Linked DNA regions of Homo sapiens: region 2 is linked to region 1. A link is a loop called in an ENCODE intact Hi-C map of the cell type or tissue named here. Cell type or tissue: pancreas. All regions are shown on one strand. Region 1 has its middle 60 kb from the start of LINC01271. Region 2 has its middle 23 kb from the start of CEBPB-AS1.

What was found. Peaks named below come from ENCODE experiments on the same cell type or tissue, not always from the same donor. Only the 100,000 strongest peaks of a DNase experiment are listed, where the experiment ranks them.
Region 2: it touches region 1 in a loop (2.2-fold over the local background); 1 of 110 quality-filtered maps calls a loop at or near these places.

The regions. Positions count from the first base shown.
Region 1 is chr20:50,378,616-50,383,615 of GRCh38, forward strand. No RefSeq gene overlaps it. Among named protein-coding and RNA genes, the nearest start is that of LINC01271, 60 kb to the left of the region's middle. RefSeq lists a silencer at 453-881. In pancreas, a CTCF peak has its summit at 2,287 (motif pointing left); a DNase peak (open chromatin) is centred at 866; H3K27ac peaks cover 2,393 bases.
Region 2 is chr20:50,212,944-50,217,943 of GRCh38, forward strand. No RefSeq gene overlaps it. Among named protein-coding and RNA genes, the nearest start is that of CEBPB-AS1, 23 kb to the left of the region's middle. In pancreas, no CTCF peak of the experiment used is centred here; no DNase peak of the experiment used is centred here.

The DNA of each region.
Region 1 (5,000 bases):
TGGTGGTAAGTGCTGTAGATAAAAATAAAGCAGGAACAGTAGATCCAGAACGCCAGGTGGGTTTGCAGTTTTAAAAAGACTGGTCAGTTGGGGCTCCAAGGGAAGCAGGCGTTTGGGTGAAGACCTGAAGGAGGTGAGGGCCAAGCCACATGGATCTCTAGCGGAAAAGCAAAGCAACCCCCAGGCAGAGGCCACGGCAAGCGCAAAGGGCCGGCGACAGCACACACTTGGCCAGTTCAAGGAACAGAGAAGGGGCCAGTGTGGATTTAGTAGCTTTTTAAAAACTAATGATAAAAGCAAATGGTGCTTGTGGAACCACCACACAGAAAAACGAATACAAGAGAAATTGAAAGTCCACAGTCGCTGAAGGGTGGGGGCAGGGGAGATGGACTAAGGATCCGGGTGTCTGGGGTACAGTTCACTTGATAATCAAAGCAATTTTCCGTTTTGACAAGGCAACGCCAAAATAGCGCAGCTGCATCCAAACCTCCCAGCCGCAGCGAAACACCCGGCGTTTTTACACTCGTACCCCAGCCCGACCCTGAGCCAGGCACGTAGTAGGCGCTCGGTCTGCTTCTACATCCTCCCAGCTCCCTGGGTCCTGAGGGGGCGAGGAAAGATGAGTGCAAACCCCCCAAGGTACAGACTGACTTATCCCCAGATCCCCACAGGCCGCCAGCCAGGCCCCCAGCGGCCCCGGAATGACAGCGTCGTCTCTTCCTCCTCCTGCTTTTATGAGCTGTGAAGGAGGCTTGTCTCGCGTTGCACAATTGCCCCTTAATTGCTATTTCCTCTCAGTTATGAATTATGTCATGGATATGGCCGCTCACGTTATTAAACTTCCACACAGGCCTTATCGTCTGGAGTCCGGCCAGCAACCCAGCCTGACCTACTTTCCCACCGGATTTCAAAACCGCCTCCCTTGTCCTCTCGTTGGACTTTTCCTAAGGAGAGTCTACTGTGCCCAAAAACTTGACGCTAAAAATAAAAACTAGAACGGAGAAGGGGGGCCACAGCTGGCCCCACCGAAGGCCTGAGGCTCGGAGAAGTCCCTGGTGACTGGGGCCAAACCCCTCCCTTCCTAGAAGCTTCCTCAGAAAACCTGTCCTTGCGATGCAGGGTTCCCAGCAGGACAGGCAGGGACACCAGCCATAGTCCCAGGTCCCCTGCGTGATCAGATCCCACTCTCGCCTTTCTCGGTCATGGCCGGGATGACTGACTTTGGAGGCAGGCAAACCTGGGTTCAAACCTTAGCTCTGACACTGACTAGCCCATTCATTCATTCATTCATTCACTCCAGGTATTGACTGTCTCCTGAGTGCTGGCCCTGTGCTGGGCAGTGGGGAAATATCTGAGAACGAGGCAGACACAGTCGCTGCCCTCATAGAACTTTTAATCTAGTAGGCAGAGATGGGCACAAAACACAAATTCTGAAATTAGGGCAATGAAGAAAATAAGACAGTGCGGTAGGTTTGAGAACAGCAGGGCTGCCCGTTTGAGACAGTCAGGGAGAACTCTCTGTGCGGAGGGGTCATTTAAGCAAAGACCCCAGTCATGAGAAGAGCCGGATCCAGGAAGCCAGCCCTAATGAGGGAGGGGCTCAGGAGGTGCCTCGCATGCAGGATAGAAGGAGGCGCTTGCTCTCAGTCTCAGCCACGCGCAGGTTGGCATTTGAGAGTGAGAGCCTCCTGAAAGCTTCACCCTGGGGATCTCACTTGCCCCAACCTAGTCCTGGGCCTGCTGGGAAGGAAAGGCATCTAAGCAAAGGGCGCAGCGAATGCAAAGGCCCTGCAGTGGGATGAGCCTGGCGCTCTGGTGCAGAGAGAGCCAGGGAAGAGTGCAGTGCAGGGATGGGGACGTGGGTGAAGCTGGAGAGGTGGGGGTGCAGACCACAGAGGGCCTCGAAGGCCATGCTGAGGATTTGGTAAGGGAGAAGCTCTATTGTGAGGGCAGAGCTGGCAATCCTCGTGGGTGAGGTGATATTTGCCGGGGAGGTAGGGAAGACTCAGGGTGCATTTCTAGGCCGGATGACTTCTTGATTGATGTAGGAGAGATTAGCAAGTGCTTCATTTCTCAGTCTTTAATATTCTTCATCTGGGAAGTGGGAATAATAACATCAACCTCCCCAGAGAAGGTACCATACTTAGCACAGTGATTTACCTGGGTCACCCAGGAAGTTCGTGGCTCAGCCAGGACTGGAACCCAGGCCCTGCTCTCCAGGATGATCGCAACAGGCAGGGGCTGGATCTTGGCATGAGATTCTCCAGCGATGCCACCTCCCGGCCAAACAGGCCTCAGCAGCAGGGGCTGGATTTTTTTCTTTCTGAATTGTGCTTATGCGTGGGGCTGTTTATCTAACTTGGCTGAAGTTTGAGTCCTGGGTCTGTAAACATACCCTTTTAATTATTATACAAATGGTACATGTTCGTGGAATAAAAATTTGAAAATGAAAATAAGCAAGAAGAAAAAGAACGAGAGAGAAAGAGGGAGGAAGGAGGGAAGGAAGGAAGGAAGGAAGGAGGGAGGGAGGGAGGGAGGGGAGGGAGGGAGGAAGGAAGGAAGGAAGGATCTAAATCAACACATGTACACCTAGATGCATTATATAAGGACCTTCATTGCAGCATCCTTTGACATAACAAAAGCCTCCAAACAATGTGAATATCCAAGATTAGGGGCCTTCGTAGCTGCATGAATTAAAGAGTATTTCAATCCTGTGCTGAGACTGAAGTGAATAAAGCAGATATCGCTGTACTGATTTGAAACAACAGCCAAGATGTAATATTAGCCTAGAAAAATGAGATGAAAAACAGTGATTATAGAATGCTACAAAGTGTGTGTGGGTGTGTGTCTGTGTGTGTGTGTGTGTGTGTGTCTGTGTGTGCGTGTGTGTGTTTGTGTGTGTGTCTCTGTGTGTGTGTGTCTGTGTGTCTGTGTGTGTGTGTCTCTGTGTGTCTGTGTGTGTGTGTCTGTGTGTGTCTTAAGGAGAGAGTGAGGAATGTGTTTACCTATTTGCTGGTAGATGCTCAGGTTTCCTGACTTTCGCGTGGTAAAAATGGCAAGTCAGAGATGGGAGGAAGGATGATATTTTGCCTGTCCGTTTGCACTGTTGAAAGGAAAACTTGTGGCTTCTGTTTTTGTTTTTGTTTTGCCATGTGCGTGCCTGTCTTCTGTGCAACATTTTAGCAATATTTGAAAAATCAGAGACTTTTCGAAAGGCCCTGAGATAATCTAGGCTGGCGTTTCCTGAAAGTTCCCCCAAATCCCAGGATTCCAGCAAGGTGCCTGTAGGCCATGGGGCTTGGGGTGGAGCTGCAGGCAGCCTGACCCTCCTTACTCAGAGATGTTTCTCTTTCATCTTTTTTTTATAGGTTGGACAAGTAAAGGTTCAGTTGTAAAAGGGTTTTGCCTGCTTTGAAACGAAATTTTTGAAAAACTTTGATCTTGAATAATCTCTTCATTCTACCGATGAGGAGACAGGAACCCAGAAAGGAGAAAAAAAGGATCGTCTCAGCATCAGGCTGACCTGGGTTTCAGTCTAGCTTTGGCTGCGTGCCTTGGATAGTAAATTTTCCTCCTTGAACCTTGGCTTCTTCCTCCAGGGAGAAAAACCTACCTGAAGGTGATTAGTACACAGATATCAAAAGTGGAAGTAGACCCTGAGTCCTTAGCTAAGGACTAGAACGATCGTGGCAGAAACGTGCACAGGAAATCATGTGGCCTCTGTCTCACCAGCGGGTGTTCCAGGAATGGCAAAAGTGTTCCCTTTTCCCCATTTCACTCAAGTCTAGAATCAGGCATATCTCAGTTTGTTAGAAGTCAGCTCACTACAAAACCCAGGTATTCCCTGGGACACATGCAACTGCAAGGGGCAGGGAAACTCAACTCAAATGACTTTATCATTAAGGAAGTGTGTCTTCCTGTACATTCAGAAAACCCAGAGATGGCATGGCGGCTCTGACAGGCATGCATTCAGCTTCGAGGAACACAGACCCTGACCCCTGGCAGCATTTATTTATATTGTCCCCTGCTACAAGAAATCCAGAGGCATCCAGAGCTGATGGGGTGACTCAGGGGTGCTACCAGGGGTTCAGGTTCTTTCCCAGTTTTGTTGTTGTTGTTGTTATTGTTTTGAGACAGAGTCTCACTCTATCGCCCAGGCTGGAGGGCAATGGTGTGATCTTGGCTCACTGCAACCTCTGCCTCCTGTGCTCAAGCAATTCTCCTGCCTCAGCCTCCCGAGTAGTTGAGAGTACAGGCGCCCGCCACCACGCCTGGCTAAGTTTTGTATTTTTGGTAGAGACGTGGTTTTGCCATGTTGGCGAGGCTGGTCTTGAACTCCTGACCTCAAGTGATCTGCCCGTCTCAGCCTCCCAAAGTGCTGGGATTACAGGCATGAGCCGCCGCACCTGGTCACTTTCCCAGTTTTTGCTTAGCCATCTCGAACATGTGGCTTCTGTCCTCATGGTTGGCCATAATTGCAGCATGACCATTCCACCCTCAGCTCATGTCCACATTACAGGCTGGAAGAGGGGACAAGGGCAGAGCAGTGTGTCCACCATGTTTGTCTCTTTTCAGAAAGCTCTTCTGGGGGCCCCACTGGGAAAATTTGGCTTTCATATCATTGGTCATGCTGGATCACGTGGCCATTCCTGGCTGCAAGGCAGTCTAGGGGAGTGAGTGCGTTTTGCTGGCTCATTGCCATCCCAATAAAGTCAGGGTTCTGTCAACAAGGAAGAAAAGGAGCGAGGGCATTGGGCAGGCACTGAGCAGTGTCTGCCCCAGTAGTTCAAGAATTGTTGATACAATGGCTGAAAGACATCTTCCAAAACCTGTGTTCTCTTTCTGTTTGCATTCTACCATCCTCAGTGTGTGGGCTTCCATCCTGAGACTTGTTTTATCCCCTCAGTTTCAGGAGGGGGTCCCTTCCTTGAAGGCATGTGCTGATGCCCCCTCAAAAAAAAGTGTTCTCCCACCTAGGGAGGAGAGTTGAAAAGAGCTGT
Region 2 (5,000 bases), 170 kb before region 1:
TTGACTCTGAGACCTTTCTGTAAGCGGGGACTCCATGATGTTCACACACTTGGTGCCCGGTAAATAAACAGCTAGTAAATGGACTGACGGAAGCAAAGGGGAAGAAAAACAAAAAAAACCCTCCTCCCCCAAACCCCAATTTGGTTAATTGAGGGGTTCCACTGGGGTGATTTTTGGTCAATTGGAGTTTGCTTGTGAAACCGGTAAGAGCATGGACAATCAACCATAAGGTAGCAACACGCACTGAGCCCAGCACTTTCCAGAGAATTATCACACTGTGGATGTCACAAGGATGTTGGGAGGGTCTAGCTGGCCGGTGGGATCAGCTACCCCTCAGGCCTCCGATATTTTCCTGAGGTTCCACAACCGGGAAGTGGCTGGGTAAGGTTCCTAGACCCAGGGCCTCTGATCCTACTTGCCACGATGTTTCCATCTTGTTCTGTGCTGTGTCTGCAACTCACAGCCTGGCACACAAAAGACTCTCAAAGATGTGCTCCAGGAATGACTTTGATGAGCACACACCACACACCAGGTGCTGTGCTAAGCCCGGGGATACAGAAGAGAATAAGGCGGCCCCAAGCCCCACCTTCATGGCGGGTCCATTATTGGGGTGGGGGATACAGGTGGTCCGATGATGAGTGCTAGGGAGGAAAATAAAGAAGGGGAGGGAGAGGAGAGTGTGTGTGTGTTTGTGTGTGTGCATGCAAGAGGGAGAGAATCAGAGAGAGAGTGCGTGAGTGTGAGGAAGAGAAGGATGTTTCACTTAACCACAGAGGTCAGGGAATGCCTGGCTGAGGGAAGGTGCTATTGGGTGGGGTGGGGCGGGGGAGCCATGAGGTCTCTGGGGAAAGAGGGAATGGCATGGCAAGTGCAAAGGCTCTGAGATGGGACCATGCTGTCTATGTTCAAGGGACCGCAAGGAGGCCAGTAGGGGAGGTGCCATTGTGAGTGATGGGGAGAGAAGTAGGATGGGAGCTGGGAGGTGGTGTGTGTGTGTGGCAGGGGTGGGTGGGGTTCTGAGCAGGGCGGGGATATGCCTGACTTCTTCCTCCTAGGGTTACAGGGTGGGTGATGTCGGCCAAGGGGAGGAGAGAACAAAATGAAGCAGTTGGTGGAAAGTATGCAGCCTGTGGTCTGGTACACAGTAAGCACTCAATAAGTAGCAGAGTATGTGTGGGTTTTGGATGAGTGACCGCTAAGCTTTTTTTTTGACACAGGGCCTTGCTATGTCACTTAGGCTGGAGTGCAGAGGCACAATCATAGCACATTGAAGCCTCTACCTCCTGGGCTCAAGTGATCGATCCTCCTGCCTTGACCTTCCGAAGTGCTGGGATTACAGATATGAGCCACCACACCTGGCTGGAGTGACCTGCTAAGTTTTAATGGGATTCCTGGTGGGTTGGGTGATACCTGAGGGGACCTGCCTACTTGGGACTCGCCCCATGGAGGGCTCAGTGACCTCAGATGAGCTGGAGGTGGGGAGGTGGTGGGCAGGCGAATGGGAGGAGGAACTGGTTGGGGGCAGGCACACAGTGTCCCGACTGGGAGGGCAGGCCTTTCCGGGCTCCCCACCAGCTCCCCTCAATCTCTGTGTGTGGTCCACAGGCAGGACCCCCATTTGGGCTCTGTTTATGTGTGATTACAATCTGTGGTCTGTCTCTCCCATAGGTGCTAAGTTCCCTGGACAGGAACCCATCTGTTGTATGGGTGGCTGTGTCCTCAGCTCTTAGAATGGCACTGGGCACATAGCAGGTGCTCAGTGACTACTGGATGGAGGGTGAAGGGTGGGTGATTTTGTCTACGAGCAGAGAGATGGGTAGACGGATGGATGGTTGGATGGCTGGGTGGTGATGTGAGCAGCACTGAGATGGAGGAGAGATGGATGGGTGGGTAGGTGGGTGGGTGGAAAATTGGGTGGGTGGATAGATAAATGGACCAGTAGCTGACAGGAGCCTGGACCAGGGTGGGGTAGAATTCAGTAGAAAACTTCTGGCCCAAGAGTTAGAAGATGGGGGTTCGAGTCCAGTCTTGCTACTGAGTAATAACAAGGTCTGTGGAAACCTGGACTTGTTCTATTGTTGCTCTTTGCCTCTGCTTCCCCATTATTGGTTTTTCAACTTCATTATTCCTTTTATTGTATTGGATAGATCCCCTTTTATTCAATCCCTGGATGTTTCTGAAGCCTCACTGCAAGAACAGAGTGAAAGGGAGCTGCAGAGGAGATGGGGGGCAGGGCCCAGCCCTGGGCAGCCCCCGGGAGTCCTGCAAGCCAGGGGCACAGCTTGAACACTTAGCCTGACTGTTCACCATTTTGCCACAGCTTCCTCCTCTGAGTCTTTCCTCTCCAGGGTTCCTCCAGTGAAGCCTCTGCTTCCAGTGGTTTGGAGCAGTCCCAGAAATCTGCACTGTTAACAAGCCTGCCTCATCGTTCTGAACTTATTTCTGGTTAAGATTCACCGACACCTTCTAGGACTGCTGGATCCTATAGTTCAGCAGCACCATGTGAGTGCGTGTGTGCATGTGTGTGAGCACGTTTGCATGCATGTAGGGGACATGGGGTGGGTGGATGGTTGCAAGGACACTTTCTGTGTTTAATGTGAGATTTTATGTATTAAAACAAGACTGGAAACAACTGCAGTGTTCATGAGTGGGGCCGGTTAAGTGCCATGAGGCCAGTCCGCTCCACTCCTTGGGGGATCCTGCAGGCATTACAAATAAGGGAAAAGGTTCTGATAAGACACGATCTCCAAGACATCCTTACATGAAACAGCAGGTGCAAACGGTGCCTATTGTTTCACCACTTGTGTTAAAACATACATGCAAGAAGAGAAGTGTGGGTATTCGTGGACAATTCTGGAAGAACACACAAGAATCTGAGACCAGGGTGGTCCCTGGGGAGGGAAACTGGGGGGCTGGGGGTGGGAGGGAGAATGATGGCATTTTCTGAATCCCTGCCGGAGTCCTAGGTTCAAATTCTGCCTGTGATCAGCAGCGTGGCTACCCCTAAGCCGGTGGTGAGCACTCTTTGAGCCTGGTTTCCCCGTGTGTAAATGGGGCTGTGTTTGCAGTGTGGGGCTGGGCTGGCGTGCAGGGCCCAGACACTCTGCTCCTGTTTTGGCTTCTGTTTCCCAGGAGGCTCCTGGTCAGGCCTCACCTTCTAGCAGCCCCACTTGGCCCAGGGAGGGTGGGTCCCCGGGGAGGGGGTGGCCCGGTCCAGGGTGGGGCTGAGCTGGAAAAACCGGCAGGTTGGGAGCAGTCTGTGCAGGCACCATCTTCACTCCCCAGCCTGGAGGCTGTGGGGACACTCACTCCCACCCCACGCCCCTGGGAGGCTGGGACCAGAGAGAGAGAGAGAGAGAAAGAGAAAGAGACAGGTAACGAGGGCGATACAGAGAAAGGGAGAGACAAGAAAGGAAAGAGACAGAGGGAGACATTCAGAAGCAGAGATTCAGGCTGAGAGAGACAAAGATTCAGAGTCAGGAGGAAGGGGGCAGTGGAGCTCGGGTGGGGGTGGGGGCAAGGTTGCCTCTGGCCAGGTGCCTGGGACTGGACGAGGCATGGGGGCACTGGGGGGTGGGGTGGGGATGTCCATGCACCCACTGACCATGGGACAGGGGTGCAGGGAGCTGGAGCCCCCCCATCAGGACATCTCCCACACCTCTGAGCTCCAGCTGCAGGTCTGAGTGCTCCTGGGAATCCTCCGGGGCCTCTCACTTCTTGCCCCTCCAGGCCTCCCTGGGGATGTGAACCTGGCAGCTGCCTCTCCAGGGGGCCCTCCCAGAGCAGAGCTGGGAGGGTCTAAAGTGCAGTCGAGCTAATTAGTGTTAGGCACCGAGATAATCGCAGCTTGGAATGTTCCTTAGGAGGTCCTGGTTGGGGCAGGCAGCCTGGGGGCCATGAGGGTGCCTGGGATTGGCCCAGTAGGTCTGCTGGCTCCTAGAACCCTGAGTATTGGAGTGGGAGATTTAGGAAGCCTGGATCTTTGGGTCTTAGGGCTTGCAGTCTCTCAGTCCTCTCCAGGCCATCCTGTGTAGCAGCCAAAGTGACCCACTGGACTCCATTCTGACCATGTCCACCCCAGCCCCTGCCTGAAGCCTTCAGTGGCTCCCCATGGCCCTTAAACTGAAATCCACCTGCCTCTCCTCAGCCTAGGGGAGGCTGGTGATGAGCTCTTGATCCTGCCTCATCACTCTGACTTATTTCTATTTCTGGAACATTCCATACTTGGCCCACCTCAGAACCTTTGCATATGCTGTGTCCCCCAGCATGCCCCCTCATCCAAGAGCTCTCAGGCCTCAGCTATACATCACCTCACTGGGGAGGCCCCTGATTCCTGGCTTGCCTGGTCTCCCTGGATGCACCACGTAGCTCCCACCCCCTGCTTCCCAGGGCTCAGCGCTCTCTGTTCTCATAGTGGCATTCCTCATTCAATGTCTGCTTCCTCCACCCATGGAGTGGCAGCTCCATGAGGGCAGACTCCGGGTCTGCTTAGTCACCGTGGTGTCCCCTAGGACCTGACATGCAGCAGGTACTCCACCAGTGAGCTACTGACCACCAAGGAAGTGGACTGGACATTTCTTGCAGTGTGGACTCCTTCTACGTTATGAAGGGACCCTACTGAGCCCTGGGCTTCCCCTGTGCCCCTCCCACTGCCCCAGCCCCAGCCCCAGCCCCATAAGCTCCTGCGTCTTGAGACTCCACCAGGTGGCCCTGGCTGTGATGTCGCAAGGAATCACTGGCCAGAATCTGGTTGAGATTATCTCCTGGCTGGGCATGGCCCACGTCTCCACGCAGGGCTGGGACCACAGGCCGCCGCCTCAGGGTCCCTAAGTGTCCCACTGTGCCTCTTGTCTTCAGCTGCAGATAACAGCATTGGTCCAAGGTGGCCTTGCCTCAGCTGCAAGTGCCCGTGCTAGGGACGCGCTAGGTGGCCTCAGGGAAGTCCTTGTCTCTCTCTGGGTCTCCAGGTCACACAGAGTAGGGTCCCACCCCACATGGGA